Regions from separate parts of the Homo sapiens genome. Here region 1 is linked to region 2. Evidence: read pairs that join two places in POLR2A ChIA-PET (ENCODE). Cell type or tissue: MCF 10A. All regions are shown on one strand.

Region 1 (2,500 bases), 97 kb before region 2:
CTGCCCTTCCCACTGCCCCCTGCCCTCAGAAGCAGCGATTGCACAGGTGTGCTCACTTTAGATTTATTCTGTATAAACCTCATGCAGCATGTGCCATTTCTAGTCAGTTTTCATTTGCTCAACCTGAGGTTTCTGAGATTCATTGCGATTGTTGTGGGTTTCAGCAGTTTGTAATGTTTTTTGATGAATAGTCTCCTATTGCATTGGCCACACCACCATTTGTGTTTGTTTTCTTATTAATGGACATTTGGGTTATTTCCAGTTTGGGAATAAAGCTGCTATGAACATTTGTGAGCATTTGGTAGACACAGGCTTTCAGTTCTTCTGGATAAATACATAGAGTGGGCCGGACGCGGAGGCTCTCTCACCTGTAATCCCTACACTTTTGGGAGGCTGAGGCGGGTGGATCACCTGAGCTCAGGAGTTCCAGACCACCCTGAGCAGCATGGTGAAACCCCATCTCTACTAAAATACAAAAAAATTAGCCGGGGCCAGGCGCGGTGGCTCACGCCTGTAATCCCAGCACTTTGGGAGGCCAAGGCAGGTGGATCACGAGATCAGGAGTTTAAGACCAGCCTGGCCAAGATGGTGAAACCCCCGTCTCTACTAAAAATACGAAAATTAGCTGGGCGTAGCAGTGGGCCCCTGTAATCCCAGCTACTCAGGAGGCTGAGGCAGAGAACTGCTTGACCTGGGAGGCGGAGGTTGCGGTGAGCCCAGATTGTGCCACTGCACTCCAGCCTGGGCGACAGAGCAAGACTCCGTCTCAAAGAAAAAAAAATTAGCCGGGCATGGTGGCCCACGCCTGTAATCCCAGCGACGGGGGAAGCTGAGGCACGAGAATGGCTTGAGACCCAGAGGCAAAGGTCCAGCTTGGGCTACAGAGCAAGACTCCGTCTCAAAAAAAAAAAAAGAAAAAAAAAATACATAGAGTAAAATTGCTGGGTCACAGGATGAGAAGTGTGTACTTAACTTTATTAGAAATTGCCAAACAGTGATCTAAACAGGTTGCATGGTTTTCCATTCCACCAGCAAATGGATTCAGTTACCTGAGACAGGACCATACCACGTCCATTTTTCTGGTGCCCATGCAGTAGCCCCCACAAACGTACCTGGAGCAGCCCAAGTAGCTGTCTGTTCCTTGCACATGGGGTTTTCCACATCTGAGTTAGGCACATGCATGGAAGCACAGAATCCCGCCATGCCCCATGGCATGTTTGCACAGGCCTGCGCCATGTGTTCCTCCTCCCAGGAGCCTCCCCTGTCTCATGCCTCCTCCTACTCCCTTCCTCTTGGAGGTGGAGCTCACATTCTGCCCTCTGTCCTGGTCAGCCTCACCTGTGCCTCCTCTCCTCCCTCAGGTGTTTGGTGTCTGGGTGCCAGGATCTTGATTTGCCCCTGTGCCTTTGAAGGCTCAGTCGATGGTGTGATTAGCACCCTTTCCTTTGGTGCAGAAGAGAAGACTTCCTCTGCGCCCAGGTGAGCTGGGTAAGCAGCCTGAGCCTGGGCATGCCCCTTGCCCGGGGAACAGAGGTGACTCCCTGCCATGCAATTCCCAGGGAGTGTCTGGGAGTGCCCTGGGAGGAGCTCCACAAAGCACCAGGGCTCAGCTCTGCCCCAGGCAGGGACTGCCCAGGAAGGAAGACTTCTCAGTGGAGGTGAGGGCTGCACAGGGCCCTGATCTACTCAGACAGAGAAGGGGACAAAGGGGCACCCCAGCAGATAGGACGTGCACTCCTTCCACAAACTGCCTGAGGACTGCTTTGTGCTGGGCTCACTAAGTGTTGTGGATTTGTCCAGGAATAACACAGCCCAGTGTCCTCCCTTAGTGGTACAGAAGGCAGGAAAGTTAGCATAGGCGCTGCTGTGACAAGAAGGAACAGGGACAATAAGAGCCAGGGCGGTGGCCACTTTCCCCTGGGTCTGGGGGCTCCTACAGTGAGCCCAGGGCTGTCGTGACACAGCCTGGCCACTCTCACATCCTTGACGGGGAGGATCACCAATGCAGCTTTGTGGATGAGGCTCAGAAGGGATAAGATCATCTGCCCAGGGTCACACAGGGAGGAAGGAGCCAAGCCAGGCTGCAGGGTAACTTGGCCGAGTCCCTAAATCTGCACTTGTCCTGGACAAGCCAGCAGAGGGACAGGAAGCCAGAAGTGACCAGGGGCCATTCATCAGTAGCTGGTGGTGCTGGCCAGCCCTCAGGTCATCAGAGCTAGGCGGGCACCATCCTCCATGGCCCCTTCGTGTCCACCCTATTGTCACAAACAGTGCAGGGGCCATGAAGGGAAGGAAATGTGACCAGAGCAGTCCTCGTCCCCACCAGGCTTTACTGCAGGAGACAGCATGGCCCTCCTGCACTCAAGTCTGTCCCTGCCTCCCAGCCCTTAGAGCTGGGCAGCATGAGGCCACTGATGGCTCCCACTGTGCTAGCTCGCCTTCCTCCACGGACTGTCTCAACAAAGTCCCAACACTCATCAGTTCCAGATTTGTGCTCTGT
Region 2 (2,500 bases):
CTGCAATGTCAGAACACTGAGTAAAAACAGGAGCTCTCACAGCTTAATAGAGAGAGGGGGAAGAAACAAACACCAGGTCATCCACAAAGGAACAAGGCTGGGATAGACATCAGACTTTTCCTAAGTCACACTGGATCCTGAAGACAAAGGAACAGGGCCTTCCAAGTTAATGTCTCACACACTCCAGCTAAAATGAGATAAAACCAAGGAGCTAGAGACATGACTGAATAGTAAAGGGCCATTGCATGACAAGAGTGAGGCAGAGACCCCGGGAGGTCACTGGAGCACAGGACCAAGACTCACGGGGGAAAATTCCAGGAGGAAAGTGAGTTTTGTGCACCAGAGAGTACCATCAAAAGGCTGGGTAAACTTCAGGACCCAGTAAAGACACACCACTCTTCTTTGTTTAAAAGAAAAAAGAGGCAATTAGAAACTCCAGGAAAAATAAAAGACATACAAAAAAATTGTGGTTCAAATTAGATGTAAACGAAAATGCCTCATGATTATGGGTCAAGAGCTCCGAGCCAAGCTCGGTTCTAGGGGTTTTTCCTATGCTCTATTATTTATTCTTCACAACAACTCCATGAGGTGGTGGCAGGAAATGTAATCCCAGCACAGGCCCTGCTGATGGAAGCAAACTTTACACAGTTGTGGTCATGCTAACCTTAGCACTAGTTGTCAATGTTTCAGAACCAATCCTATAAACAAAGGCCATACAACTGACCTGTGGGCCCAGCAGAGAACATGGATTTAAGGGAAAAGTTGGAATGCACACAGTGTGCAAAGAACGTATCTAAATGAAACACAGAGATTTAAAATTACAAAGATAGTCAACAAAATAAGTAAAATAATACATCCATCAATTTAGGAAGAGTTGGAGGGGAGGGATAGGAGTCAGGTAAATCCTTAAATTTCATGGCAGGAGGATAACAGAAAATATCTAAATTTGATAAATCAAGAAACAGCAGTAAAATACAGTTCATTTATGGCAGTAACCATCAAGACAACTAAAATCAGAAAAGAAGTGTTGCTGTCTAGGGAGTGGGGCTGGACTGGTGAGAGGATTTTTTTTGTTGCAAGCTCCTCTGTGTTATGGGTATCTATCTATCTACCTATCTATCTATCTATCTATCTATCTAATCTGAGATAGAGTCTTGCTCTGTCACTGCAGCCTCCACCTCCCAGGTTCAAGTGATTCTTCTGCCTCAGCCTCTCGACTAGCTGGGATTACAGGCGCCTACCCACGCTCGGCTAGTTTTTATATTTTTAGTAGAGACAGAGTTTCACCATGTTGGCTAGGCTGGTCTTGAACTCCTGACCTCAAGTGATCTGTCTTCCTCAGCCTCCCAAAGTGCTGGGATTACAGGTATGAGCCACACGCCTGGCTTGGGCCTTTTAAAAAAATCCTATGTATTTGTTTCTTCCATAACAAGAAGAAGAAGTGTTTAAATATAGTTCCTTAAATATCTAGTCCAATATTTCCCAAAACATGTTCAAAGAAATGTTATCATTGTATAAAACTGTTTATCGTTTCCAGAAAAAAAATTTTGTCAACTAAAGAGTGAAAATGTTGCATGATAATTCCACTCTTGGAGATTCACAACGCACACTAGTCATTAAAAGCTTGGGAAAGTCCAGCATTAAATGGTTTAGCATTAACCATGTCAGGTCTGACAGATGAGGTTCAGACCCTGTTTGCCCTGAGTTGTGACGCTATGGCCTCGAAAAAGCTCCGTGCTGCCAGCAGTAGGGCAGATAATGGTCCCCCAAAAGATATAGCCAAGTGATAACCCTCCAGAACCTGTGCATGTGATCTTATCTGGAAAAAGGGTCTTTGCAGATGTAATCAGGTCAGGATCTGGAGATGAGCTCCCAAGTGTGGAGCATGGAGAAGAGGGGAGGGGAGTGAGGGAGACGGGGAAGGCAGCAAGTGAGAAGGGGGAGAAAGGGGGCAGGGGAAGGAAGGGGAGGTATGGAGTGGATTCTCCCTCAGAGCCTCTGGAAGGAATTAACCCTGCCAACACCTTGATTTCTGGAACTGTGAGAGAGTAAGTTTCGGTTGCTTTTCAGCCACCCAGTTTGCGGTAATGTGTGACAGCAGCCACAGGAAGTGAGCACACTGCCCCGTCCTCATGCGGGGGGTCCATACAGTGATCCCATGGGGCTGCGCACGACCGGCCTCAGCACAGCGCCTGGCACGTTCCAAAGGTCCACTCCTGAAATCTCAGCTGTTATTGTTGCTCTTAGTCATTAGCCCTGTCAACTGGGTCTCCTCTGATTTGGGCCTGTTGGTGTGGGGGGAAGCCAACCCAAATTCAGACTCAGCCTTGCTTCCTAATAGCCCTTGTGAGGAGCCTTGTCCTTTAGCTTCTTCTGCCTGCAGGCTGGGGAAGCATGTGAGGTACACAGAGCTACAGGTGGACCACATGGTGTTGGGGCCGCAGAGAAATGCAGCATCCAATGGATGGGACGTTGGTGCCAGGCAGCCTGGAGTGGAGGA

What was found. ChIA-PET counts read pairs that join two places held together with the same protein. Peaks named below come from ENCODE experiments on the same cell type or tissue, not always from the same donor. Only the 100,000 strongest peaks of a DNase experiment are listed, where the experiment ranks them.
Region 1: POLR2A ChIA-PET joins it to region 2 with 5 read pairs; 8 of 35 experiments call an interaction of 5 or more read pairs at or near these places.

The regions. Positions count from the first base shown.
Region 1 is chr15:31,464,610-31,467,109 of GRCh38, reverse strand. No RefSeq gene overlaps it. Among named protein-coding and RNA genes, the nearest start is that of KLF13, 140 kb to the right of the region's middle. RefSeq lists an enhancer at 2,189-2,500. In MCF 10A, no CTCF peak of the experiment used is centred here; DNase peaks (open chromatin) are centred at 1,329 and 1,539.
Region 2 is chr15:31,367,460-31,369,959 of GRCh38, reverse strand. All of the region lies in intron 1 of KLF13 (KLF transcription factor 13), which reads right to left. Among named protein-coding and RNA genes, the nearest start is that of KLF13, 42 kb to the right of the region's middle. In MCF 10A, no CTCF peak of the experiment used is centred here; no DNase peak of the experiment used is centred here.